Linked DNA regions of Homo sapiens: all the other regions are linked to region 1. Evidence: chromatin loops called from intact Hi-C (ENCODE). Cell type or tissue: endothelial cell of umbilical vein. All regions are shown on one strand. Region 1 overlaps RERE (arginine-glutamic acid dipeptide repeats). Region 2 overlaps RERE (arginine-glutamic acid dipeptide repeats). Region 3 overlaps RERE (arginine-glutamic acid dipeptide repeats). Region 4 overlaps RERE (arginine-glutamic acid dipeptide repeats). Region 5 overlaps RERE (arginine-glutamic acid dipeptide repeats). Region 6 overlaps RERE (arginine-glutamic acid dipeptide repeats). Region 7 overlaps RERE (arginine-glutamic acid dipeptide repeats).

The links. A loop is a pair of places that touch in the nucleus more often than their neighbours do. Peaks named below come from ENCODE experiments on the same cell type or tissue, not always from the same donor. Only the 100,000 strongest peaks of a DNase experiment are listed, where the experiment ranks them.
Region 2: a loop joins it to region 1, with 11 times the contacts of the local background. A loop is called at or near these places in 3 of 110 quality-filtered maps.
Region 3: it touches region 1 in a loop (8-fold over the local background); 85 of 110 quality-filtered maps call a loop at or near these places.
Region 4: a loop joins it to region 1, with 5 times the contacts of the local background. A loop is called at or near these places in 88 of 110 quality-filtered maps.
Region 5: it touches region 1 in a loop (3-fold over the local background); 5 of 110 quality-filtered maps call a loop at or near these places.
Region 6: it touches region 1 in a loop (3-fold over the local background); 89 of 110 quality-filtered maps call a loop at or near these places.
Region 7: a loop joins it to region 1, with 2.2 times the contacts of the local background. A loop is called at or near these places in 2 of 110 quality-filtered maps.

What each region holds. Positions count from the first base shown.
Region 1 is chr1:8,569,164-8,573,163 of GRCh38, reverse strand. All of the region lies in intron 4 of RERE (arginine-glutamic acid dipeptide repeats), which reads left to right. Among named protein-coding and RNA genes, the nearest start is that of SNORD128, 76 kb to the right of the region's middle. In endothelial cell of umbilical vein, a CTCF peak has its summit at 1,839 (motif pointing right); DNase peaks (open chromatin) are centred at 793, 1,413, 1,713 and 2,503; H3K27ac peaks cover 2,413 bases.
Region 2 is chr1:8,373,272-8,377,271 of GRCh38, reverse strand. The region is part of intron 12 of RERE (arginine-glutamic acid dipeptide repeats); the gene reads left to right. Among named protein-coding and RNA genes, the nearest start is that of RERE-AS1, 49 kb to the left of the region's middle. RefSeq lists an enhancer at 2,909-3,601 and a silencer at 3,469-3,763. In endothelial cell of umbilical vein, CTCF peaks have their summits at 2,113 and 2,313 (motif pointing left); DNase peaks (open chromatin) are centred at 2,271 and 3,541; H3K27ac peaks cover 1,101 bases.
Region 3 is chr1:8,709,998-8,713,997 of GRCh38, reverse strand. All of the region lies in intron 1 of RERE (arginine-glutamic acid dipeptide repeats), which reads left to right. Among named protein-coding and RNA genes, the nearest start is that of RERE, 110 kb to the left of the region's middle. RefSeq lists an enhancer at 3,175-3,675. In endothelial cell of umbilical vein, no CTCF peak of the experiment used is centred here; DNase peaks (open chromatin) are centred at 1,097 and 1,507; H3K27ac peaks cover 3,280 bases.
Region 4 is chr1:8,664,370-8,668,369 of GRCh38, reverse strand. The region is part of intron 1 of RERE (arginine-glutamic acid dipeptide repeats); the gene reads left to right. Among named protein-coding and RNA genes, the nearest start is that of RERE, 150 kb to the left of the region's middle. RefSeq lists an enhancer at 3,900-3,949. In endothelial cell of umbilical vein, no CTCF peak of the experiment used is centred here; a DNase peak (open chromatin) is centred at 1,809; H3K27ac peaks cover 131 bases.
Region 5 is chr1:8,701,000-8,704,999 of GRCh38, reverse strand. All of the region lies in intron 1 of RERE (arginine-glutamic acid dipeptide repeats), which reads left to right. Among named protein-coding and RNA genes, the nearest start is that of RERE, 110 kb to the left of the region's middle. RefSeq lists silencers at 1,347-1,966, 3,682-3,781. In endothelial cell of umbilical vein, no CTCF peak of the experiment used is centred here; DNase peaks (open chromatin) are centred at 1,529, 2,639 and 3,449; H3K4me3 peaks cover 2,465 bases; H3K27ac peaks cover 2,402 bases.
Region 6 is chr1:8,669,418-8,673,417 of GRCh38, reverse strand. The region is part of intron 1 of RERE (arginine-glutamic acid dipeptide repeats); the gene reads left to right. Among named protein-coding and RNA genes, the nearest start is that of RERE, 150 kb to the left of the region's middle. In endothelial cell of umbilical vein, a CTCF peak has its summit at 1,913 (motif pointing right); a DNase peak (open chromatin) is centred at 1,947.
Region 7 is chr1:8,393,001-8,397,000 of GRCh38, reverse strand. All of the region lies in intron 12 of RERE (arginine-glutamic acid dipeptide repeats), which reads left to right. Among named protein-coding and RNA genes, the nearest start is that of RERE-AS1, 30 kb to the left of the region's middle. RefSeq lists an enhancer at 1,073-1,272. In endothelial cell of umbilical vein, no CTCF peak of the experiment used is centred here; DNase peaks (open chromatin) are centred at 510 and 1,890; H3K27ac peaks cover 2,902 bases.

The DNA.
Region 1 (4,000 bases):
GTCAAATATTTCATAATAAAACTTTAAAAAGAAAAATAAGAAAGATAAAGCAAGAAAGTAGAGCCACCTTTGGGAGTTTTCATGAACACGCTCAGGATAGCAAGCAAGCAAGACATTTAGGTTTCCTCCTAGGTCCTGTAGGTAGAGAAACTGGTGTATGGAATCATTAGGGTTATTTAAACCTGTCTCTGTATATGACATATCAGGTCACAATACAGTTTTTCCTGCTATCCTGAAGTACTTTTGAGAAGACCACTAATTTTAAGGAAAATAATATCCAAAGAGATTAAATAACAGTGTAAATAAATGTTACTTGCCTAGGATTTATGGTTACTAAGTGGCAGATTTCATTCATCATAACTTTCTAAAAGCACTTAACCGTTATTGGACATTTTAGAGGAGAGGGTTGGGGGAATTGGTAAGGGGTCTTCTCCTCCATTGGAATGGAAGTTCTACCAGGACTGGGACTTCCTGTTTTTCCCACTTCTATATACTCAGCAACCATCTCCAGAACAGTGTCTGGTGCCTAGCAGATGCCCAATAAATATTCCTTATATAGTTTGAGGAAAGTATATCTCAGATCTAATTTGAAATTATTTTTGTTTATTTTTATATCACTTGTCGCTAAAACTGTTGTATGTTCTAGGAATTTCCTGAGACCATATTACCTCTTAGCCCAGAAGTTTTATCTAGCCGATTACTTGATTTAAAGATCATGGGATTCCTGTCTGTAGTATTCTCTAGCAATAGATAGAAGAGTCACAGCAGACTCTGAATTGTTTTTCTCCATATTAACTTCTCTGTGTGCTAAAATGGAGGAAGGAAGTTAGATTAGAATGTTGCTTTTCTGGCAACACTGGCACCCAAAGCCTTTTCATCACAGCAAATGTTGATTCTGTAATGGAAGTTGGTCTTTTTGTGGTAATGGGAATGTTGCCTATCTTGATTTTGGTGGAGGTTACACAACTCTATACATTTGTCAAAACTAGTAGAAACAAAATAAGTTAATTTTATTGTGTGTATGTAAATTATACCTCAATAATTAAGATAAACTGAAATAAGAAACAAAGCCCAAAAGTTGGAACTTGTTTTTGAAAAAAGATGACAAGAGATTTTAAAGGAAGGGGTCTTACTGCAGAAGATATGAACATTTCCGTATGTTGTTGTTGGTGCTTGAACGTGATGCAGAATCTTTTTGACAAAAATTACCCTATTTTAAAATGAATTGTGGCTCCAGTCACATGCTCTTTGATTTTCTTTCTTTCTTTTTTAAAGCAGCATTTTCCCAGCTCAGCTCACACTTGACTGAATACACTGATCGATTATTTGGAGATTAACTAAGGCTTCTCATTTCCTGCTTTCCATTTCTCCTCTCCAGCAGGCCAGTGGGCCTTTGTTGTCTGGCATGTGCACCAAGATAAGCTATCAGGGCATGTTTGTATTAGAAAAATGTTTGTAGATGGAACGGTTATAAATAGACTAACTAGTATTAAAGGTTACCGTCTTTGTTTTGGTTTAAGTTAAAGGAAGAGAAGAAATAATTAAGATATTTAAGATAAGACAGACTGATTTACGTAAACCAGGAAAATATAATTTTTTAGTGTTCCTGCTGATTTTCCCTTTTCTTATCCAACTATTTGAATTTGTTTATTGGTAAGTTGCTGGCTGTACTTGGATTCCTATTATGCAGGCCAACTTTTGAGTCAGTAATTTCTAAAACTGTGTCTCTAGTGCTTCTTAAAAGTGCAAATATTTGTGTTGCTAAAAATTACTTTACTGTGTTACCAACTCTACACTCAGGGTTTAATTCAGACAGCAGTGGTACAAAAAGCATATCACCAGGAGAGGGCGGAATATTGCTAGATTCACATAAATTAGGTATATTAGTCATTATAAAAGATATGATTCAGTTAACATTGTAAGCTAATATCTTTCTTTTTCTTAAAGGTTTTGTTTAATGATGCCAGTTTTCTCAGGTAGGAAGCAGTATCATTTTTGAAATGGCCAGAAAGTTGCCTGGAATAGCGGAAATTATCTAGGTTATTATTTTCTGCATGCTTTCAGCTTCAAGGGTTCACCGTTGTTTTAAAGTAGTATACCTTTTTAATGTAGACAAATACTTGTTTGAATCAAGCTTTAAATATTTCTTTTATATCCTGAGCTCAGTTTTTGGAAAGATACCTTAAATTTGACAATGAGAGCTTCCTATTTAGATTTTTCTTCTTGTGTAACTTCTGCTCTCTACTGGAATGTCTGGAGTGTTTGGTTGTATAAATAATAATGAAATCTTTTTTAATAGTATCTGACATCTAAATGAATTTGTGCCTTAAAATCTCTAGTCATTGTGCTGTTTCGGGAGCATACTTTTTATTTAAATGATTGTGTCTAAAAGAGAGGGCACCTGGAGCCATCTGTGCAGCTTGTCGACTTCATCTCAGAGACCAGCCATTCTTAACTATGGTCCAGGGGTCTGTAGGGTTGAACTGTTTTCATAATGATACCAAGACGTCATTTGCTTTTTTTCACTGTCATTCTCTCAGGAGTGTACAGTGCATTCCACAAAAGGCTAAATGATGTGTGATATAGCTCAACAGATTGAATACAGAAGCAGAAGTAGATATGGGAATCTGTTTTCTTATTAAGCCAGAAGTAAAAGAGATTTGCAGAAATAAAAGTGTTACTCATTTCCTACATTATGTTCGTTCTAAAAATTATAGTTATTTGTTATAATTATTTATGTTAACACGAGCATGTAGTGGGTTTATTACTGTTATTAATGAATTCATAAATTACAAAAAAATTTATTTTTTTATTTTTATTATTATTATTTTTTGAGATGGAGTCTCACTCTGTCGCCAGGCTGGAGTGCAGTGGCGCAATTTCACTTTCACCTCCACTTCCCCGGTTCAAGCAATTCTCCTGCCTCAGCCTCCTGAGTAGCTGGGACTACAGGCACGAGCCACCATGCCCAGCTAATTTTTGTATTTTTAGTAGAGACGGGGTTTCACCATGTTGGCCAGGATGGTCTCGATCTCTTGACCTCGTGATCCGCCCGCCTCAGTCTCCCAAAGTGCTGGGATTACAGGCATGAGCCACCGCACCCAGCCAGAAATTTTTTTATTTTTAAATACAGTAAGTACTGATAAGCTATAACCCATGTTCTTTGACTCTTTAATAATTTTTAAGAATCTAAGGAATCTTGAAGCTTAAGATGTTTGAGAGGTCCTTCTGTAAAAAGTGTATTGAGTCAATAAAATATTTTCTTTTTTTTTAAGACAGGGTCTAGCTCTGTCACCCAGGCTGGAGTGTGGCAGTGCCATCATAGCTTATTGCAGCCTTTAGCTGTTGGGCTCAGGAGATCCTACCGCCTCAGTCTCCAGAATAACTGGGACTACAAGAGCATGACACCATGCCTGTCTAATGTTTAAATTTTTTGTAAAGGCAGAGTCTGACTTTGTTGTCCAAGTTAGTCTCAAACTACTGGGCTCAAGCGGTCTTCATGCCTCTGCCTTCCAAAGTGCTGGAATTACAGATGTGAGCCACTGTGCCCAACCTCAAGGAAATATTATCATGGTAGCTCATCATCGGTTTTTAATTGTAAAATCTCTGCCATGTATCTTTAATCATAAGTTGGTAAGTCTTACTTATAAAATAATGTGATGTTAAATAATGTGAGAAATTCCCCACCCTTTCTTTGACATCCTGCTCATTACCGCAAAGTCTGACCCCACCATTGATGTGTGGTTGAGCTCTGTAACTTTTCTGGCTATGTCATGTGTAAGAAGTCATTAATTCCCTCCAAATGAATAATATCACTGCCATCACCGCCGTCACCAAACAACAACCAAAGTATTATTACAAAAATGTCAAATTTTGTGATATTTGTACTCTTTTTTTTTTTTTTTTGCTTTTAAAGAAATTTAATGGACTGTTTAAAGCTTTAGTAGGGATTAAGGGGGAATTTGACAATTTCTTATTACACTCTCTACGAATAGCTATT
Region 2 (4,000 bases), 200 kb after region 1:
CCCTTGTGTGTGTGGGTTCCATGTAAGTGAAATTGTGTTGGAACTGCCCAGGGCTTCCAGGCCAGAGGCCGGGGTGATTCCCCTCATGTCGTGGGAGTCTTTCAGTTCAGCCTGAGCTTTAGACTGTTTTGCAGTGGCCTCAATCTTTGCCTTCAAATGAGTGGTTTCCAAATCTGTTATTTATTTATTTTTAAATTATTTTAATTACTATTATTTTTTAATTAAGTTGAAGTTAGGCCACTGTCAGTGCTTCCTCACTCAGCAGCTTTATTTACAAACAAACAAGGAAACCAATAGTTATCTATTGCTTGATCAATGAATATAATTTTTTTTAATAGATCTGCTTGCAGTGGGTAGCAACAAGGTCATAGAGGTTCAGCAGACCCACCCTGGGATCCCTCCAACACCTGTACGGTTTTGAGCCGCAGTTCAGAACCACTGATTTAAATAGATACTTCTAGCTGGAAGCAGTTTGGAAAGATGCTTTGTATAGTAGGTGTATGCAAACATCTTTTTTTGGGCAGAGCCCGTATCTCTTTAGGGACTCTACCTTATCTAGACTCAGGCATCACTGCTTTTGGATCAAGAGGCAGGTGAAGGCCACTTATTGGCACATTTCTGGGACATATGTTGCCTAGAGCCAAAAGTAGGCCAGAGGGCTTCTCCTGTATCAGAAGCTGGTGGGTGGTGTGAGGTATGGTAAGTAGGTAGTGAGGTGGGGAGGGTTCATGGTTGTAGGCTCCCAGCGTCTGTCTCATGTCGTCATAGAGGTTGTTCTTGGTATAGGAAGCAGAAAGCGTTTCTATAGACATGTGCATAATTCTAAATCTTCACTCATGGCTACCAAATGTGCTTCTGATTTGTGTGCCCCTGAAGTTGCTTCAAGCAGGTGCAGTTCTGTAGTCCATGGGTGCTGGGATGGGGGCTCTACCCTGAGCTGGGAAGGCTGGCATCCTGTTATTACCAGGAGGCACAGGGATATTTTGTGCTCCTCAGCCATAACTGCGAAGGTCCAGGTATGAAGATTAAGATGCTATTGCGTTGAACTCCAGAGATTCCAGAGATCAAAGATAGCCCAAATTTGCCCCCCTCACTTAAAAAAATCTAGATGGCTATTTCCTCTTAGTGCTTTAAACCATGATGGTCAAACGTTTTAGAGCAGCAGCACAGCAGAGTCTAAGGTTAAGGGCGTTAGACTTCATTGAAACTGAGCTTGGCCACATGGCTTCATCTCACTGTGCTTCAGTTGCCTCATTTGTAAAGCAGGGAAAATGAAGGTTTATCTATTTGGGAGTCTGTGAAGATAAAATATAAATAAAGATGAAGATAAAGTATATGTAAAAGATAAATATATATTAAGATATAAAAAGATATGGCTTAGCTTAGTTATTGTAGATTTCATAGTAAAATGTTGTTTGCTTGTTTGTAAATAAAGCTGCTGAGTGAGGATGCATTTTCAGTGGCTGCTGAGTGAGGAAGCATTTTCAGTGGCTGCTGAGTGAGGAAACATTTTCAGTGGCTGCTGAGTGAGGAAGCATTTTCAGTGGCTGCTGAGTGAGGAAGCATTTTCAGTGGCTGCTGAGTGAGGAAACATTTTCAGTGGCTGCTGAGTGAGGAAGCATTTTCAGTGGCTGCTGAGTGAGGAAGCATTTTCAGTGGCTGCTGAGCGAGGAAGCATTTTCAGTGGCTGCTGAGCGAGGAAGCATTTTCAGTGGCTGCTGAGCGAGGAAGCATTTTCAGTGGCTGCTGAGTGAGGAAGCATTTTCAGTGGCTTCCTAAGCCACCATTCCATGATACTCACCTTCAGAGCAGCCACTTCCAAACATCGGCATGTGGATTGCGTTTTCACTGGCCCATAAGAAATAAATGTAGCCATTTTTCCTAACAGTAAATGTAATCAAAGAACTTTTTCTGTTTACTTTTTTGGAGATAAAATGTCATTTCTTTTACAAAATAATGATGAGATCAGGAGGCAGTTACTTCTAATGACCTTACATGGCAAAATAAGAAAGTGGCAATTCGGTATCCATTTCTCAAAAGTTTTATCCTTTTAATTTCAGGTGAATTTTAATTCTCCAGAAATAATCATTTCATCAGATGTTTACTGAATACTTATTCAAGATGTTGTCTTAGACCTGTGGGGTACTCACAGATGAGATAGCACGTACTTTGGCAAGTTGGGTGGGCCCATGTATGGTTACAGCACAGGGAAGCCTGTCTGTGCCAGCACAGAGGCGGGAATGAAAAGATGTAGGAGTGAAACCTGTATGATGCCATCCAGTGGTGGGGGAGTGAAGTGAAGGGAAGGCTTCATGGAGAAGAAGGCAGCAAATGTGATGAATTGAGTCCTGAGTGATGAGGAGGACTACAGGGCCTGGACAGAGGAGGAGGTGGGGGTGGTATGGGGCTCAGGGGCTCACCCAGCAGGCAGGAGAGTGCTGAGGAACAGAAAACTGGCCATTGTGTTTGACATAAGCCAAAGGCCGTGAGGCGGGGGAATATGGTAGAAAGGAATATGGTAGAAAAGTCTTCCGGTAACACAGAGAAAGTCTCAGAAGAAGTAGTCAAGCAGCTGGGCCTTTGTTCCTTAGGCCCTGAGGAACCTTTGACCGTTTGGAGAAGAAGTGGCAAGGTACTAGCGGGGCTTTGGGAAGACTCACCTGGTCTGTGTGCAGCATGGGAGGGCCGGCCCAGGGAAGAGCTGTGGCAGGACCTCAGGTCCAGACGTCTGAGTGGAGGTGTGGGGCCAGGGTGGGATTAGCAAATGGCTGAGTTCATCCACCAGAACAACACAGAGCTTAGGAAATCTCATTACAGTGTTCAGTGTTGGCAGAAATCTTGAGCTATTGCAGTTCCTTTGCACTGTACAAATGGAGTGGTAAATGTAGTGGTAAAAAAAAAATTTTTTTTAACTGATTTTTTAAAATGTTATAAAAAGGTGCCTGGGTAAGGAACATCTTCATGAGTGTCTTAGACTGGCCCCACCTATTTACAAGTTAAAGCCACAAGACCTTCACGTACTTCCCTCCTTTCCCTTTGCCTTTCCCCAGAAGAGGATCTGGAGGTGGCACCGAGGGACTGCCTTGCCTGGAGGCAGCTGCCTCCTCACTGTGGGCTTCCTCGTGGGTGGCGGTTTAGATCAGAGCCCTTCGGCCTCTTGAACGTAGGAGGCTGAGATTTCAGAATTCCACTTCTCTGCGTGTGCCTTCAAGCAGATCATCATTCTCCCTGCTGCACTCAGAGACCACAGAGGTGATATTTAACGATTAGCAGCAGAGCCCGCTGACAGTGCCAGGCTCCTTTAGGGATTAGAGGATTCGGTTGGTTAACAAAAGAAGGAGCCCAGGAGAACAGTGCTTTAATTACCAGAGTTGTTACTGGAAGACAACCGGTTGCCTCCTGGAAAAAGATCTGTAGAAGGTGGCTGCTCCTGAATATCGCTGCTGGTTCTGCCCAGTGCCCGGCTTCTCACCTCAGATGTTCTGAACAGTTGTCAGATCCAGCCCTTGAATCGTTGGGGAGGGAAAGGAAAGAATGACTCGCATAGGATTCCATGCCAGGAAATGTTCCTGACTGCACTCGGCAGCAGCGTTGGAGCACTCCAGTTAGGGCAGCTCTTCAGGGGACAGCGTCGCATGCAGACTTCCTGGGACCGGCTCTCAGGGCCACAGCTCTTTCCTCATGGCCTGGGTCACTCTCTGGGCCCGGGTTTAGGAAGCAGCTCTACACCATGCTTCTTTCTCCCTCTCTGCCCTACATAATTTGAGGCCTTGTTTTTTATTATTTGTTGCTTGCTGGGATTTCTCCCTGAAAAAACATACCTTAAAAAAAAGTTTTAGATCTCTCCACTTCAGTAAGGAAGGGGTGGATTTCTTCATCCCCTTTACGTGGACCACCAAAGAAGGAGCCAGATGCTCACTGTGGGGCATTTTTTCAAACAAAAGTTTAAGCAGGGGAACAACATTCTGACTCTAATTGCACATTAGCACCGAGAGTTAAG
Region 3 (4,000 bases), 140 kb before region 1:
TGTGCTATGTGTATTTTAATATTAATATTTGGATATTTTTGGCTTAAAGTTTTCATAATATAACGTTTAATTCCATTTAAAATGGAGTCCACCATGAAAAAGCCTCATTTTGATTGCCTGTGTAAGCTAAGTATAAAGAATGGAATCAGAAAATTGTAATTTTTGAAATAAAATACCTTTAATGTTAGGTATGTTAAGACTGTTTAGCACTGTAGTTGAAGTTTGCAATTACTATTATTATTATTATCATCATCATTATTTTTGAGATGGAGTTTTGCTCTTGTTGCCCAGGCTGGAGTGCAGTGGTACAATCTCGGCTCCCTACAGGCTCTGCCTCCCGGGTTCAAGTGGTTCTTCTGCCTCAGCCTCCCAAGTAGCTGGGACTACAGGTGCCTGCCATCACGCCCAGCTAATTTTTGTATTTTTAGTAGAGATGGGGTTTCACCGTGTTGGCGAGGCTGGTCTTGAACTCCTGACCTCAGGTGATCCGCCCACCTCAGCCTCCCAAAGTGCTAGGATTATAGATGTGAGCCACTGTGCCTGGCCAAAGTTTTTAATTAAAAAAAATTTTTTTCTTAAAAGCAGAGACCAACCATTTTGTTAGGGATAAAACATTTTTAAAGTTAATCTGCCTTTTTTGCAAGAATTTGCATTCAAGCAAGAGTGTCATTTTTACATTTGATTTTAATAATTAATATTAGTATAATGATTAAAATAGAGGTAATCAATAGAAAACTTGTATCAAATGGCAAGCACCAATTCTTAACCCACTGCTAATTGTTTCTAGGAGGTTGTCTTAGCATTGGTTACTATGGTTTTTCCTTAGCCTTTATAAATTACCACAAAAGACAAACTGTTCCTCCTCCAGTTACTAAATTAGTTCCTATTTAATGTTGAAAGGTATCTTGTAAGATTTATGATTCAGATTTTATAACAAGTCTTATTTTAGGATAATGTGCTTTTCTAGTTATATGAGTACCTTTTTGGCCTTTTCCCTAGGGACATTAATCCTTGGCTGGGAAGAATAAACTATAGTCCTCCATAGCAGCTGACTGCAAACTGCAACCATGACGCCTTAGGCTGTTAAAACAAACATTTCTCAACCTTATAGCACAGACTTCCTGTTTTTAAAGCTTTTCTGACCTTCCTGAGAAAAAGACCAATATAGCTGTGGTTACATCCTGTGTTTTTTTTTTATTTTGTTTTTCATTAAAAAAAAAAATCCATTGAATTTTTCTAAAGCCCTTGAGTATAAAAGTGATTAATGCACCAAAAAATGTAAATAGCACAGGGCTCATGTCTGATCTTTGCTAGGCCTTCAATAAAAGATAATAGAACCAGGTCGGCTTTTAATGCGTCTCTGTTTGTTCAATGTCTGCTACAATTGGAATGTCAGGAAAATCTCACATTAAAGGACCTGCCCTATTCTGGAGAGATTGTGAAGGAAGCATTTGGCAGTCATTTCCTTTCACTTAAGAGAATGAACATGCTTTACATTATAATCGTTTAAACATACCAGAGTCAGCTGATAGGGCTCTCGTATTCTTCACTGTAGAGTCAGCTTGCTCTGAAGATTGGAGGGGATGATCAGTGTTTAGATTTTATTGTTGGAATTAATCAGATGATGTAAACGTTAGAAGTTAGCCCATGCCTTCCTTTGTACTCACTCAGTTGTTGTTTCCTGCAGCCCAAGTATTTGCTCTTTTAGTTAAAATTAAACTCCAGAATGTATGTTCAGCATTTGTCTTTATGACAGTCTCACTCACTTCTAATCCCTTCAGAAGAAAACACAAGAAACCACCCTGTGTTGTGCAGATCAAACATTCTCGAATCTGTGGCTTTTGATTTTTGTTTTAGCCAATGTATTATATAATGTTTGAGTGTATATTTTTAACTGGAGTCTTCTGGCATTTTCTAGAGAGCAGTTATTGGCTTTTAGGCAGGCAGTTCCTGGATCTGTAATGCTACCTCTGATGCTGAGACTGGCAAATGGTACTCATTTAATTTTTTGAAACATTTAAATGTATGTATTTTTTTCTGAAATACACGTGTGTAATTTTATTTTAAAGTATTTTCATTTATTGGCGGCATAATACTAGAGAAAACATGTCCTAATAATAATAAAGGGCAAAATTATATTTTGAATTTGTGTACATTATTTTAATAAGTCATACAATTATCTGTCTGGTTAATATTTTGAATTCTTAGGATATTGATTTCAGTTGTGGTTTTGAGTTATCCTTAAGATTACTTCCAGTACATTTGGCTGGATCTCCACACTGATTTTATCATATATCATCAGTTCAAAATACACGAGGGGCCTCATTTTAAACATCCCATTGAGGCCCTGCATCCCTGAGCTCTTTCTTCCACAAAACTGTTTGTTTTTAAATCTGTAAAACCCTTTTCCAAACGAGAAATTTCTCTTCTTAACCCTGCTTTGGCTTTTCAACGTATCGCTCTATTGGAATTTAATAATTTGATCTGCACAGTCTGAGATCTCTAGTGAGTTTTGAAATAAAAATGAAAATGTCCTTAAACATATTTAAAGCATGTGCTATCTAAGAGGTCTTGCTCTCTGTCTGAAGTTGGTTTAGGGCTACATCCATGAGACGGCTGCACACTTCCAAAAACTAAAACCTCCAGGCCTGACCTTCGATTGATGACTAATGTCATAACAGTTTGCTGTGATGCCCCCGGGAGCCTAGTGGAAAGTTGTATTTTTTGTTTTCTGGAGTATATTTTTATAATGCTGATAATGTATTTCATGATATAATACTTTAAATACTTATTAGCAGTTTATCACTCCCTTTTTTTTTTTTTTTTTTTTTTTTTTTTTTGGAGACAGAGTCACACTCTGTCACCCAGGCTGGAGTGCAGTGGCTCGATCTGGGCTCACAGCAGCCTCCGCCTCCCAGGTTCAAGTGATTCTCCTGCCTCAGCCTCCCGAGTAGCTGGGATTATAGGCATGCGCCACCATGCCCAGCTAATTTTTGTAATTTTAATGGAGATGGGGTGTTGCCATGTTGGTCAGGCTGGTTTTGAACTCCTGGCCTTAAGTGATCCACCCGCCTTGGCCTCCCAAAGTGCTGGGATTACAGCACTTTGCTACTGTAATCCCAGTAGTTTACAGGTGTAAGCTACTCCGCCTGGCCTATCACTCTTAAATATGTTTGGGACTATGGCCAGGCACGGTGGCTCACGCCTGTAATCCCAGCACTTTGGGAGGCTGAGGCAGGCGGATCAAGAGGTCAGGAGATTGAGACCGTCCTGGCTAACACGGTGAAACCCCGTCTCTACTAAAAATACAAAAAATTAGCCGGGCGTGGTGGGCACCTGTAGTCCCAGCTACTAGGGAGGCTGAGGCAGGAGAATGGCATCAACCTGGGAGGCGGAGCTTGCAATGAGCCGAGATCATGCTACTGCACATCAGCCTGGGTGACACAGCGAGACTCCGTCTCAAAAAACAAACAAACAAACAAATATCTATGTTTGGGACTATGTTGGAAAGTAAAACATGAAGGAAGGTTGTAACTAATGCCCAACCTTAATGTTGTACCTATGTTATTTCACTTTAAAGTGTGCTATTCAGAGTTTTACTAAAGGCCAGTCTGTCTTGGGCTTTTTGTTTTCTTTTTATAATCTGATGTTATTTCTAGTTATTTTTCAAGAGTATATTACGTAGACTGCAACAGTATATTCAAGAGTATATTACGTAGATTGCAACAGTCCCCCCAGGACTTAGGGGGAAGAACATTTTGATTTGGTTTGGGATTGAGAGTGTCTGTGGAATGCCATTATGGTGGAACCCATAGGGCATTTGCATATGTGGGCCTCTTGCTAAGAAGCAAGCTCAGCTGGAAAAATCAAATTTTGGAATCACAAACACAGAAACAGCTTGAGAGTGGATCTTTTCACTGATGTGAGATGGCCGAATGTGATAAAAGGAGGCTTGACAGGGACTACTTGTATTTAGGAGGAGTCATGGAAAGAAAGAGAG
Region 4 (4,000 bases), 95 kb before region 1:
GCAGGTCACCTATGAGTAATTCTGTTCCTAGCAAGCTTCAGGACTTGCCAGTAAACAACAGAATTTTCAGGATATTTGATTATGTTCTCCTAATTCACCCTCAAACATCTGTGGAATTACTGTTTCAAGCAATACTTTGAATTTGTCTAGTTTATTTCAGAGAACAAAGAACATGGCAGACTATAGTTTTCGTAATGGTGTTTTATGGATTGCATATTAGTGAAGCATAATTTTGCATGAAGCAACACAGATGCTTAACCCTTTGAAATCTCTGCAATAGGCAAATAATTTGTTTAAAGCAGTAGTTCTCAACTGTGGGCATATTTGCTCCCCAGGGGATATGTGGCAGTATCTGGAGATATTTTTGTAGTTCTCACTGGAGCAGTGGGTTGCGTTGTTAGAATCTGTATGGGTTGAGGCCAGGAATGCTGCGAAATATCCTACAATGCACAGGATAGCCCCCCACAACAAAAAATTATCTGTCCCCAAATGTTAATTGTAGTTCAGTTGAGAAGCCCTGTTTAGAGTGAGCAGTGTATTTCCCTTAACCTGCTGAGTAGAAGAGACACAACTGTTGGCAGTGTACAAGCTAACTGTATATAATTGGAAAAGCTTCACATTTAAAAGTATATGAAAGCAGTTATTTGTATGAATGAGTTTGTGTGGGTTTTGTTGTTGTTGTTGTTGTTTTTTGAGACGGAGTCTTGCTCTGTTGCCCAGGCTGGAGTGCAGTGGCGCCATCTTGGCTCACTGCAACCTCTGCCTCTCAGGTTCAAGCAATTCTCCTGCCTCAGCCTCCCAAGTAGCTGGAATTACAGGCACGTGCCACCATGCCCAGCTAATTTTTTGTATTTTTAGTAGAGATGGGATTTCGCCATGTGGGCCAGGCTCGTCTCAAATTCTTGACCTCAGGTGATCCTCCTGCCTCGGCCCCCCGAACATGCTGGGATTACAGGCATGAGCCACCACACCTAGCCGAGTTTGTGTGTTTTTTAAAGAAAGACAGGATTTTAAATTTTTATTGGAAACCTCCTGGGGCACCTCATCTTTGGGAATTTTTGCTTCAAATAATAAAGATTATATATCGTTTCTTACTTGGTTTTAATTGGGTTGTTAATTGTAGCCTTGAGTTTTGCTGTTTTGGGTACTTTTGCACCCTCTGCAGTGGTCTTGTGTTTTGTTATTAGTATGTCTTTTTGGAAGAAATTGAGAAGCCTTATTTATTAGAGTCTTTTAATCTTAGTTCTCTCAGTTGTTTCCCCAAAGCTCAAAGGAGATGAGGAAGTGCTACTATCAGCATTAAACCCAGTCCTCATTAAAGGGTTTATTTTTTGCTGCCTTCTGCTCTGATACCACAAAGGCTGCTCTTTGAATTTGACCTGGGCATCCCATTGCAGTTATTTAGGTTCCTTAAATAAGCCGTATATTCTGAGAATGAGTATATAAACTCTTAGCAGGATTGATTGAGTTTACTCATTAACCTCAGAGGTAGAGAATCGTGCAGGGGTATATGTAGCTCTTTGCTTATGTGGTTGGTTTGGGTCAGGTGGAAGAACTTTAAAACATGGAAAAACTCTCAATACCACATAACTTTCAGATAAAAAGCTGTTTTATTTCTGTCTGAGTTTGCAGATCTGCTGACTTCATATTTCAGTGATATCTTGCAGCTTCATCTGCAATTCTCTGGCATATTTTGAAGTATTCTCTACATCAGGTTACTGTTTATGAGAATGCCTTACTTCTTATTCAGTGAATACAAGTGTTAGAGTGACATTTCCCTTTCCAGAGCAAAAGCCATTACGTCTTCTTTCCCAGGCATGTTGATATGAAAGGCAACAGGAAAGGAAAATTGATTTCCCTTTGGAAGCAAGTCGCCCAGCTGTAGGGTGCCTGTTTGGTTTTCTGCTGCATGCTGGCTGCAGCTGCTTCTCTTGGAGGCAGGGCTAGCAGAGTAAGATGTTCATGTAGGTCTTCCACACGTGGACTGTCTCCTTGCCTTGTGTTCCTAAAGGAGGATGCTAACACATTTTTTGGATACACAATAAATGCAGAAATGGCACAGGCAAAAGTACTTGAGGTACCTCGGTTCCTTACTTAGGCTCTCAGAGAATATGGATTTGAAAGTAAGTTTGTTTGGCCGACACTAACAACTCTTGGTGGAAAACATCTCCTACTGCCAGATAAGATGAATGTTCCTAGACTGCTCTTTTCATCTCAGTAGCCTGGCAGCACCTTTTTCACTTAACCTACTGTATTGGATAACTCGGCTTTTAAGGCCATGTCATTTAAGGCAGGATGGCTTTGTGGTTAAGCATATAGGCTCTGGAGTCAGCTGCTTGGGTTCATATCCTAGGTCTCACACATAGTTGTGTGAGTTTGGTCAACTTGCTCAGCCTCTCAGTGCTTACTTTTGCATTGATAAGATATACATAACAGTAGTACTGACTGAATAAGGGTATAGCTAGGATATATGACCTGGCTTTCATATGTTTTTCCTGCATGGTTATTTGTTGTGTCTTTTTTCTCTCTCAGATGTATCCAGTTTGGATCATAAATTACATTGTCACCTTTGTTATAGTGAAGATTAAATGAGTTAACATGTGTAAAGTGCTTAGTGCATATTAAGTGCCCAGTGAGTGTTGGCTGCTTTATTATTTTGGGGGCATTCCATTATCCCTTCCACCTGCTCTACTTAAATTTACTTTGTACTGCTCTTTTTCCCCTGTAGCTGCTATTTAACTGAACACTCTCTTAAGTGAAGTTCCTCCCACCTGGACTGTCTTTCGCCTTCTCTTTGCGTCTCCTTATCCTACTCATGGTTTATGAACCAAATCAAGTACCTCTTCAGTTATTTATTCATGAAATATTTTCTTTCCCCAACACAAGTCTCATCATAATGCCCTCTTTACTGATCCAACGTATGTGTGAGAGGGTGGGAAGGAAGAAGAAATAATTTATTATTCCTCTTTCTGTGCCAGGCAGTGAGTTAAGGAATTGGAAATACAGCAAAGGGCAAAAAACAGTCAAGGGTCAGTCCCTCAAGGAACTTCTAGCTGGGAGGTGGAGATAGAAGCTAACCAAATCACACAAGTAAATGTAAAGTTACAGTTGTGGAAAATGCTATGAAGGGAATTTAACCTGTTTTGAACAAGAAAGCTATCCTCAGGACGTTGCTGTTGAGCTATGACTTGAAGGAAGGGTAGGAGGCACCTAGGCCAGACGAAGAGCATTACAAAGGGTAGGAAGAACCTTAGCAAAGGACTCTGGGTAGGAAGGAGTGTGGTGTGTTCTGGGAACTGAGGGAGGGATAGTGTGGCTGGGTGTAGACTGAAAGACAGTGCTGAGAGATGAAGCGAAAAAAGGATAAGCACCTTGCAGATCATGATAAGGATTTGGATTTTTAATGTACCAAAGTGAAGAGTCACTGACGTATTGTAAAGTGGGGATTGACATAATGTCATTAGCCTTTTTAAAGGAACACCCTGGCTGCAGTACAGTAAAATAATTGTAGGAGTTCAGAGGAGTGGATTTGAAGAGACTAATCAAGAACCTGATTCAAGTGGTCCAGGAAAGCCATACTAGTAGATTGAACTAAGATTTGTGATGTTGGAGGTGTTTGGAGGTATAAGTTTGAGAGAAATTTATAAGGTAACAATGAGATAATTTGTTGATGATGGGATGTAGGGATTAAAGAGAGGAGACAGGAGGATTGCTTGAGCCCAGGAGTTCAAGACTAGCCTGGGCAACAAAATGAGACCCTGTCTCTACAAAAAATTTTAAAAATTAGCCAGGCATGGTGGTGCACGCAGAGTATGCCTTTGGTTTGGGCATGTTGAGGTACCTTTGAGATATCCAAGAAGAGACCCCAGGTGAACAGTTTTCACATGTGTCTGAAGCTGAAGGGGAGATCTGGTAGACATGTACTTGTGTGGATCCTCCTGTGTGTCCTGGTATCTGATTGGTGATGAACGCATTATATATGAGATTGGCCAGGTAGAAA
Region 5 (4,000 bases), 130 kb before region 1:
TGACATATATGGAGTAATCTCATAGCCACTTGGATATGAAGCAGATTTTCAAGTCACAGGTCCCCCTCAGGATGGTTTCACTGAGGAATGGTGTTTAGTGGAGCTTATAGCAGAGCTAGATTTGCACTACAGACCATCTCTGATTTGTATTGATCACAGCCACCTTTCAGGGGGGCAAAGACATTATGCCTCATCAGCTCTTGCTCTCAGTACATGTGCTGTGTTAGGAGTTTGAGACAGATATTTCTATGTCCTGTAGAATAACTTGATTTGTCTTTAAAGAGAGACCAGCAGAGTTATCTTTAAATAGCAAACATGCATGTGCATGTCTGTTTGGCTGTCTGTGGCAACAAAGCAGGACCCCTGGGTTCTATTCAGCCTGGCCCCACCCCCATCTTGTTGAGAGACTATAGGCAAATCACTTTAATCTGTCTAAATTTCTCTGTTTATTGGAAAGAGAGTACCTGATAATGCAGCCACTTTATAGGGCCTTGGAAAGTCTAATTAACATTTATGAAGCTATTTGAGAGTTCCATGAAACTTGCCTGGAAGGGGAAAGGTGTAATAGTGAAGATACCAGAAGTAATCATTTAAATTTTCAGCTTGTACCTTTCTAATTTGGGTTGACACTGAGTGAACTTAATAGTTAGAATTTGTATTTTATAGGAATACATTTAAAAAATTCCTATACAATGTCTTTGGGAGGACAAAATGATCTTGGCTATCACCACTAGAGAATACATGCTTTAAATGTACTTTAATTTTAATAAAATTTAGCAAGTTGATATATATATTTTTTACCAGAATTAATTGTGGGTGGGTAAGAAATTAGTTTGAAATTAACAGTTGGTAATCTGTTAAGATTCACATAAAAATTGAATTAATGAGGGAGTTTGGAATCTGGTAGCTGGTAGGTTATATGTTTATTTAAAGCCACATGGTAAGGAATGTGCACTTATTTTGCTTCCTTATTAGATGAATTTCAATCATGCACAATTTAAGCTATGTCTTGTCTAACAGATGGATCTTTATTTACTTGTGGAAAAGGGATTGGTGAGATTTTTAAACAAATGGCTTGCAGAGAATTCTTAATGTGTAAGGAAAACTGGGGTCAGAAGTGTTCTTTGACACGAAACAATGCTGCTTTCTCCCGGTGCATCTTTGAAATAAATGTTTAGCTTGTCTGTGATTGTTGGTTGTTTCATCTGCATTTATTAGACGTCAGAGGTGGTTGGCATTAATATTCCTGGCAGAAGCAGAGGCAGCTCTAGGATGTGTGAAATGCTGATCACTCACAGGGATGCGCTGCCTCTTTAATATCTTGCTTGCAGATGCATTTTCTAGCTGACCACGCTATTAAGAGCTGCCATCAATCACGCAGGCTCCCAGTTCCGGCTGTCGGAGGGGAGGGAGGATTGGAGCGGGTGGAGGCTGGCCAAGCAACGAAGGAGATAAAATTGCAGCTGGCATTGTGTGTGCGCGCGCCCGCGGCGGCGGCCAGCAGGGGTGCGCGCGGAGCGGGCTGGGCTCCAGCCCGGGTTTTGCCGGCCGCCGCCGTCGCGGGGAGTCTGCTCTTTCTCTCCCGGCGTCTGGGTCACCGGCATGTGGCAGTGCTGGCCCGGCCTCCCGGGCTGAAGGAGTGCGAGCTGAGTGCCGCGGCCGTGGGCAGCAGGCTCGGGCCAGGGCGGCCGCCTCCCTAGCCGCGGGCGGGGCCCCGCGCGGCCACCGCCTCCCGGAGCCGCCAAGCCGCCGGGACCTGCGCCCGCGCCGCGGTGCCCTGCGGCCGCTCAGGCCTCCTTTTGTTTTAGCAAGTGCACTTCACTCCCCGGGCCCCCACCTGCCCGCCTGCGCCGCCCCTTTCCGCGGGTCCGGAGTTGGCGGGGCCCTGCGCCGGAGGAGGAGGACCAGGCCCGCGGGCTCAGCTCTCGCCGCCAGCGGGCCGCAGGCAAGTGGCCGGCGGCCTCGTGCGTCGAGGGGGACGCGAATCTCGGGCCAGAAAGTTGGACAAGTGCGGGCGGGGGGCTCGGGGTGGGTGCACGGAGTGTTCCAGCCGACCCTAGAAAGATGGAACTCGGGTGTTCCTAAGAATGATGATGGCTTTCCAGGAACGGGGAGTCAGTATTTGCCGTGTCCCATTGCATTTCTGTTGGGCTCACTAGTTTTTAAGTAGCCCCAAACTCTTGAAATCTCAGTTAATTAAATCGAACAGAAAACATTTTTTTGAGGGGGGAGAGAAAACACTATTTAAAAATACATGTATATGTATATATTTTTATTTTTTTCTTCTGAAAGGAAAGTGCTTTTGAAGCCGAGTATAATGCAGAAGTCGCTCTTTGATCAGAAACTTCATTGCTTTACTGTGGAATAAACAAGTTTAAAAATAAAATGAATTTGATGGACTTGATTTGAGGCTACTTAAGTGACAAATGAAATTTTCTTCTTGGACCGAACTACTGTTATTTTGCCAGAGTAGCTAAAATGCGGAGGTACTCTTGACGATTGTTTTACGTTTAAATTGTTAAAAGAATTTTTTAGTGTGGGATGCTGTCTTCCTTGTTTCTCCTCTCTTGTTTACTCAACTCTTGTTTTCTGAAACTGTAGGGAGACCTGCTTGACCACTTTTTGTTTGCTGAGAAGGAAACTCCTGTAATAGGTTACTTTGTTTTACTTGCAGCCCTTAAGCGTCCCTGGCGCACATGTGCCCCGCGCTCTGTGGGCATTGTTTGGCTGGAGGCCTCTCAGCCACACGGAAAATCTAAAAAATGGTCTGTGAATGAACACGGGTGTCTACAGAGAAATTCCATTTTCCCTTTGTGCCTCTGTGTTTTAAGATTGAGACACTGAGTAAAAGTTGAGAACAGATTTAACAAAGTCCTCACAATTCTGTGCCAAAATTACTGTTTTGAGTTCTGGCTTTTTTTTTTTTTTCCTCTTTCTGGAAACTCCAAATTTAAAGTAGACATGATTTGAAACCTTACAGATGGGAACAATATCCCATGTAAGCACGTTGATCTGTGGGCAATTATTTCCAGAAGCACAACCAACTCTACATTTTTATGCATGTGTTAGACTTGGGCTCTGAGAGGCAGTTGCCTTTCTGAATATTTACATTGCCTAGTAAATTACACAAGGCAGATTTTTAGATGCTTAACAGCAGCTTCACAATAGTGTGGGGGCAGCAGAGTTGAGCTTGTATTTTTTTTTTCTAACTCTGTAATTTAGTAGTGTTTAAACTATTTTATAAAGATCCCTGGGACCAGTGAAAGATGGTTTTTCAGTCCAGAGCAGTTGAGCGCTCATTGTACTCCGGCAGGCGCTGGCGCTTGGCAGGCTGCACTTGAAATGTTATTTGATCTGGTTGCATGATAGAATTGACCAAGATTACACTTTTTCCCTCCCCGTGGCTGATGAAAGCAATGCATCTGCGAGAAGTGTTCAATAACATATTTAAAGACTTAACCCACATTCATTCACTCTAAGATTTCCAGAAAAAGGCCGTTTAGATTTTTGTCTTGTTTTGTGGTTTTTGCATTTATGAATTGAGGCAAGAGCTGACGTAATGTAGCTGTACCACTTCCTTTGTGTGTGTGTTTTTATAGCGTATAGGATATGTTACAATCTACATGGTTGTGATTATTTTTGAAATGCCTGAGAGAGGGAGGGAGGGAGTGTGTGCGTGTGTGTGTGTGTGTGTGTGTGTGTGTGTGTGTGTATTCCCCTCACCCCCATCCCGGTGCCTTCAGCTATATGGCAATTCATTTTTTACATTGTAGGTTAGGGGAGGGAAGACTGTGATGGTAAACCCCATCAACGTATCAGTAAGGCTCAGTGAATTGCCTGTGTGTGATGCAGACTAGCTTTTCATTTTAACTAGTGCAACTGTGTACAGCTGTTAGGTCAGAATGCATTGGCTGCTCCTACAGGGTAGTTTTATCTTACACTGAAGGTTTTATGGACTTGACTGGTTGTGTTTCTTAATCCCTCTCCCATGCCACCGTGC
Region 6 (4,000 bases), 100 kb before region 1:
TGTTGTAATAAATTAAGCTCCTGGCTGGGCACAGTGGCTCACGCCTGTAATCCCAGCACTTTGGGAGGCCGAGGCAGGTGGATCACCTGAGGTCAGGAGTTCGAGACCAGCCTGGCCAACGTGGTGAAACCCTGTCTGTACTAAAAATACAAAAATTAGCCGGGTGTGGTGGCGGGCACCTGTAATCCCAGCTACTTGATAGGCTGAGGCAGGAGAATTGCTTTAACCTGGGAGGTGGAGGTTGCAGTGAGCTGAGATCGTGCCATTGAACTGCCTGGGTGACGAGAGTGAAACTCTGTCTCAAAATAAATAAATAAATAAATGAATTAGGCTCCTCTAAATGATAAAAGTTATTTTATTCTTGAATGTATGGCTGTTTTCCTTATCAGGAGGGTAGAAATGAAAACCTTTTCTTCCCTCCATCTGATTCTAGTCATTCTGTCCTCCGATTCTAATTACTGCTGATTAAATATTTAAAGAGCTTTGTTTGTTTGTTTTGCAGATAGAATTGGTATTTTACCCTGAGCAAATAGTATTAAAGATTTTGTTTGTTTGTTTGGTAGTAAACATCTGATACAAGGATGCTGGCATATTCTTGAGTTTTTTTTTGTTGTTGCTGTTGCTGCATGGAGACACTGTAAAGTGTGAAGTTACAATAAGATTGACATATTGATTGAGTCCAGAAGCCAAGTATATCTGAGGCTGAATAACCATAAAGGTTATTGTTGACACCTGCAGTAGTAATTTTAAGTGACATTTTTGAAGGTATGCGCCATTCTTTGCTTTTTCATAGTTTCCTTTTTCCACTTGCAGTGAAGAAATGTGTTTGCACAGGAGTAGATAGAAAGTGATGGAATAATACTGCATTTTCTCTCGTTGCTGGAAACATCTTCCCTGTCATTAGCCAGAATTTGATAATTTGATCTCTTTAAATTAGATTTCCAGGCTGAGCATGGTGGCTCACACCTGTAGCCCAGGATTTTGGGAGGCCATGGTGTGAGGACTGCTTGAGCTCAGGAGTTTGAGACTAGCCTGGGAAACCTAGCAAGATCCCTTCTCTACAGAAATTAAGGAAACTTAGCCAGGTGTGGTGATACGTACCTGTAGTCCCAGCTACTCTGGAGGTAAAGGTGGGAGGATTGCTTGAGCCTAGGACATGGAGGCTGCAGTGAGCCATGATCATGCCTTGGCATCGCAGCCTGGGTGACAGAGGGAGACGCTGACTCAAAAAAACAAACAAAAAATATATTTCCGGAGTGAGATTATTCTTTTTTTCTTTTTAAAAATTATTATTTATTTTTTGTGGAGATATGGGAGCTTGCTATGTTGCCCACGCTGGTCTCAAACTCCTGGCCTGTAGTGATGATCCTCCTGCCTCAGCCTCCCAAAGTGCTAGATAGAATTTTAGGGATGAGCCACCACGCCCGGCTGAGATGTTTTTTCTAAATCTAGCAGCTTTCCCCTTTCTCTTACAGATGTAATCATATATTTCTCATGATAATGCTCACAGATTTTGGATCCAGTTTTACCTTTTCATATCACTTACTTTAAAACAGTGTGCCTTCCTGAGACATATAAATGTTGCTCTATTTGAATTATTTCGGATTCAAATTGTGGTACCAGCTAAATATCACTAGCGAACCCATTAAATTTCATTTTTTCTAGAGTTGAACTTTGTTTTAAATTCATATAATTAGTCACTACATGTTTTCTTTTTCTCTTTTCACATGGACATTAAAAATTTTAATTTAGGCCCTCAGAAATGTTAACAAAGCTAATTTTTAAATCTGACAACTCTTTTTAGAATTAATTTACAAGGCAAGAATCTTTCAAATAGTTTTTCCTTCCTTAATTCGTTAGCCCAGAAGGACCTGGCAAAAGTCATTTGGACAGCTGGTGTATTTCCCTGTGAAACAGCAGGGGGAGGTGTTTCCATCCTATGTGTCTTCTAGCGTGGAAATCAGCCAGGAAGGACTTCAGCGGTTTGGATTTTATTAAATGCAGTATTTGGTAACATCATTAATACAGAAGTTGTCCATAGGCACCCGTTTCCTATGTAGACGGCTTCTCTGTGAATAAAAAAGTGTATTCTTTTCAGAGCATCGTCATGTAGTCTTTCCATCATTCTACCATTTCAACTTCATTGGCAGTTTACAGAACGTTTTTGGCCTGTCCATAATATTCATTGCAAAGCATTCTTTGCCATCTTGAATATTTCATCCCTAGTAGTTTGTTTTGATACCATCCAGCCCCATGGTTATTAGTACTTGTGCACTGAGGACTCCTAGATTTAGGTCTAGCCCAGAGCTTTCTGACCACTCAACACATACATCTTAATACATTCCAACAGAATTCCCAGTTTTTGTTCTCTTTGCATGTCAGTAAATGACTGTAGTTGCTTGGATTTAAACCTTATTGTCTTCCTTGGCCTCCTTTTTTCTCACACCACGTGCGCTCTGTTAGCCACTTCTGAGGGCTAGAATCTGACCACTGCTTAACACCTTCACTGCTACGACCTTGCCTGAGTTGTTTCCTAAGGAGCCAGAGGGAGTCTGTTAAAATGTACCTCGGATTGTTACTTCTCTATGCAAAACTCCACCATGGCTTTTCCCTTATTTGAGTAAGTACTGAGCTATCTCTCCATCTCCAATTCTTCTTGCGCTCACTGCTTCAGCCACCATGTCCCTTTGCTGTTGCCTGGACATGCCAGGCATGCTTCTGCCTGAGTCAGAACTTTGTGCTTGCTTTTCTCTCTGCCCAGAATGCTTTCCCCCACTTTAACCATGTAACTTGCACCTTGCTTCGTTTAGGTCCAGTGATCCCTTGCCAGTGATTACCTTAAATTGATGACCTCTCCATGGCCATTGCCCAGCTTTATTTTTTTTCTATAGCACATCTTATGGCCAACTTACAGACTGTGTCTGTAGTAATCTACTTGTTTGTTTATTGTCTGCTCTCTCCCCCACTAGATTGTAATCTCTCTGAGGTTAGAGATTGTGTGTGTTCTGGACATAGCTCCTAGGCCACCTAGTATGAACTCAGTAAACATTTGCTGAAATAATGGGGGAACTGACAGAATCTCCTCTGGAGATTGATGTTTATTTGATGATCAGTGTTATAACTACATTTAAGTGTTATGTTCTAGGTCCTGGGACTTCTCCTGCCCTCCCTGGTTAGTTACTAGTTGCTGGCATCTTAATTGAGTTGTTCTAGTGGCTCTTCTGCTTTTCTTTTTGAATGACATCAGGTTAACAGAGAGAGCAGGGTTAATACATTTGGTCAACCTAGAATCACACCCAGTTAGAATGGCTCAGACATAGAAAACAGCAAATTGAATTTTGACTGAGACTTGTGTTTTTAGTCAGAGCCAGTTTGCCTTTTATCTTAGACTTAGAGATTCTAAGTGTTTAAAAGAGCTGCTCCGATGAGTTTTGTGGTTCCATTTTTCCTTTGATATAATTTGTACCTGTGGATTAGAAGTGCATTTTGAATGCTTTTGATTTTTTTCTATAGGTGTGAAGTGTAATTGTATTAAGTTAAATATAAAATTCACCCTGTCATTTCCTTTCATCACACGCTGAGAGCTTATGTGCCATGGTTGCAAATTACTTTGAATCTTAGAGCTTTGCAAACTGAAAGAAACCCTGTCCAACTTAATCTACTTTTGAACATGCTATACAGAGATAGTAAGCCTGACCAAGAATTCCTGTATATTAAAGATTACCGTGGTCCAAAGAAGGCTCTCTTTCATTCTCAGCATTACGTGAAATAAAACTCTACTAGTTTAATTGACTGTGTTTTTACAGCTTTAAAAGGTGGTTTTTCTCAGTTGCAGAGGTAAAGCTCATCCTTGTGAATTTCGTAGCCAGATGCACCTTTGTTTGGCTGTAGTGAAGCCTGAGCTTTTTCTTGTTAGTTTGTAATTCAGTTGCTGCTGCTGCTGTGTGTTTGTTTTTAAAACAGCTTTGTTGAGATATAATTCACATGTCATATAATTTAC
Region 7 (4,000 bases), 180 kb after region 1:
TCACCAGATGTGTATACAGTCACGTGGTAGACTGGAAAGCACATTTGTGAGTGTTAGTTCTCATGGTCCTTTGAGTTTTCCCTTACCTTTAAAATGCAAAGATGCTGTTGAAAGTGAATAAACTGATACTGTGGAGAAAGCATGATATATCACAAAGAATGCCATTGTGGAAAAAGTTCACTTTGACTGCTTAATGAGGGGGAGGGGTCTCCTTTGGGGGATGATGAAAGCGTTTTGGAATTAGATCTGAGGGCTGCACGCATTGTAGATGTATTAACTGCCTCTGAATTGTAAACTTTAAAATGATTAATTTTATGTTATGTGAATTTTACCTCAATAACAATTTTTTTAAGTTAATTCGAGTTGGGTTTTACCTTTGGAAGTATAATTACAAAGCGGGCAATACTTCATGCTGTTAAAATTAAACTTGATTTATTAGACGGCTGACTGCTTCCGTTGTTATCCACAGCTGAAAAGGAGATGAAGATCCTGCTTGTAGCTGAGCAGTCTTTAGAAGTCTGCTGCATTCTTCCCAAATTCCATCACTCTAGTCAAGAGTAAGAGGATTTGATAATAGGGGACTGGTTTCCTCTCGGCTCTGTGATAACTGGGGACTGGTTCCAGGAGGGCAGGTACTTTGTATGTGAGTTTTCATGTACTTCACATTATGTCCATGTCACGTTCTTCAACTTGATCAGCCTTTGAATTTTGGCATGGACAACAAACTCCACATTGAATTCAGCTCTAGAAGCTGGGATTCAAATTTGACCCCAGAATGGACCCCAAGTGATAGCACAGCAGCCCTTCCCCCCTCCCACTTTCCTGATGGTAGAAACAGGATAATTAGCATAGGTTTTCAAGAGATGATCTCTGCTCAGTTGTTCTGTGCCTTCTCACTTGTCACTAAGGCTCTTAGCCCTGGCTTGAAGGCTTTTGCTAATATTTCTTGGGGAACAAAGTCTTTCTCTGGAATCCATTCAAGGTGGGTAGTTAATGGAATGGCTGTCCTTTAAGCACAGAGAGAGGGGTGGTGTCACCTATGCCTTACAGAGCAGAATAATAATAATAGAATTGGTCCTCGTTCGAGTGTTCCTTCTCAGATTTGTGCTCCCGTGTTCCTTGGGCACTCTCACTGGCTAATTCTCTGCAAACATCACAACTCAGGCATGGAACCTCTCATACTTCCTCCTGTGCCCCCACTGCAGGCCTTCAGTGCATGGTGGTGGTTTTGGTTTTGGTTTTTGTTTCCTCTCCTCTCCCGTTTTAGAAACACGGATGTCTTATATTCCCACAAAAGAATTTAGGAAATTAACCTGTTTACAAAAAGGTCCACACAGGTTTGACATTGCTTCCTCAAAGCACCTTGTTCACAGTTGCCCTTCTAGGTCAAGCTCACCTTCACCTTTTTTTTTTCCTACCTCCAGCTTCAAATGTCTCCAGGTGCCTGCATAGCTGAGCAGGAGAGGTTCCTTTTTTATGCAGACAAGACCAAAGAGGAAATTGTTCATTCTTTTTTTTTTTTTTTTGAGACAGAGCCTCACTCTGTTGCTCAGGCTGGAGTGTAGTGGCGTGATCTCAGCTCACTGCAACCTCTGCCTCCCGGGTTCAAGCTATTCTCCTGCCTCAGCCTCCCGAGTAGCTGGGACTACAGGCGTGTGCCACCACGCCCGGCTAATTTTTTATATTTTTAGTAGAGATGGGGTTTCACCATATTGGCGAGGCCGGTCTTGAACTCCTGACCTTGTGATCCACCCGCCTCGGCTTCCCAAAGTGCTCAGATTACAAGCATGAGCCACTGCACCCGACCCGGAAATTGCTCATTCTTTGGTATTATTATTTTTAGTTTCTTTGTACTTGATTTATTCTGTGGGCAGGAGAAGGGGAATATACAATATCTTATTACAGGAAATACTAGACACCTTATCTGAAAGTTTAGTAACAAACTTCCCTCATGGAATGCCTTTGGGCTGTTTGGCCCTTAAAATATGTTTTCTTTTTTATTTTATTTACATTTATTTACTCACTCAACCACTCAACAGACGTTTGAGTTTCTATGGGAAAGACATTTTAGATAGATGCTGAGGATATAAAAATGAGTAATACAGTTTCTCTCCCCTTAAAGTATTAATCACCTGCTAAGAAATGCAAACAAAAACCAAGTGTAACTGTGGTAAGTGCTTCATGGAGATATAATATATATATATACTAGTAGTGGATTTTATGGTTTACAGAGCAAGTTAACGTATTTTTTTCTTATTTCCTTGGGGTAACAGTCTTCTGAAGCAATTGGGTGACTCTGGCTGAGAGTTGGGACTCAGACCTTATGATTTGTCACTTTTTTGTTGCTCATTCCCCCTCTCCAGCACTGAGTGATGTGGGATTCCATGACTGATAAGTTTGTTCTCTGCAGTAGCTCCTTTCTTAAGTTAAATTACTGGAAAACGGAAATGTGTGTGAATTCCTTTTCCACTCCCGCTGTCCTTGGACAAATTATTTCATCTCTCTGTGCTTTAGTTTTCTCATCTATAAAATGGTGATAATATTATCTGCTTCCCAGGACAGTAGTGAGAATTAATTGAGTAGTTGATGGTCAGAATGATCTTGCCTGTATGTAGTTGTCGAACTTCAAATATTTTGAGAATCTGAAAAGCAAGAAATATTTCTCAAAATTGTTTAATTTGGAATTGTGGGCAGTATGTTTAGCATACTTCCAATCAAGATTTTGGTGAAGCTTTTTAATAATGGGGAAAGCTCTGTATAGTGTTGTGTGCAAGATGAATTGTGTCTGTTTACATTGGATTTCAGCTCTGTCCTACCTGTGCAGTTAGAGCCACCTGCATTAGAAATTGAAAGTTGGGATTATAGAATGTCAAGAAATGGCAGCTAATTTGGTTTTCCCAAAGTATAGGTCACCATCCTTCATCTTGTCTTTCTGGTCTCAGGAGCCCTTAGTGGAGAAATCAGGGATTTTTCTTGGGTTATGGTGTATAGGATTTTGCAGTGTTTTAAGTCCCCAGGTGGAGATTGGAGGTGGCCAGCCTTCATGGCAAAATCGTGGGCCTTGAGCTCCTATCATCTGAAGCTTCTAATTGCCCTTCAAATTATAAACAAAAAATGAAGGAAGTTTTAAAAGGTATTTTTATATGTTAATATATTTTCTTAGCAACATTTTCAACTCTATATAGTTTTTACTTTTACCTGGATACTAGTAATCCATAGTTGATTTGATGCCATTAAACTTTCATTCATGTAAATTGTCTCTGTATTATGTAGTTGCCCAGTTCTGGATGCATCAGAGTTGAGGGTTGCTATTTTATCTTACCTATGCTTTTCAAATAATATTGATAACAGAAATAACCAGAAATGGACCTTGCCTGCGCTTGGGTCCATTTGTTGGGAGATGCCCATTATGCTTTATGAACACTGTGTATTATTCTTAAAACACCTTGAGCTGTTAGAAAACCAACCCCATTTTATGAGTAGAATTAAACAGGACTTGGAAAGGGGGAGTGCTCACCCAGAGCAGTTTAGATTGAGTCAGCAAGAGAAAGGAGGGTCCCCTAAGCCACTGCTCTTTGTCATGCTACGGTCCAATCAGAAAGGCCCAGATGATGTGGATGCTATGGTTCCTGGCTTTGGGCCCCCAGTCACACAGGCCACGCTAAATAGGATACTGCATCTTACTTGGCATTTATTACCCTTGATGGAGGCGGAAATAAGAACTGTTGTATTTGGATCTTCCTAGAGCAGTTGGTGAACTGATGGTGCACTAGACTAAAAAATTCACAGAAACATCTGGAAAGGTAAGATCAAGTACTATAAAGTGTAGGACAGTTTCTGGCAAAGTAGCCTCCTTCTTGGTAGGTTGAGTCTTTGGGAACTTGGGGACGAATCCCTGCAGAAGTCCAATCTGAGCACCTTGCTATTCCTTCTCATGAGTAAGCCCACCACATTCTCCTTCTCCTACTTTCAGGATAAACTTCATCATGGTATTTTGGTG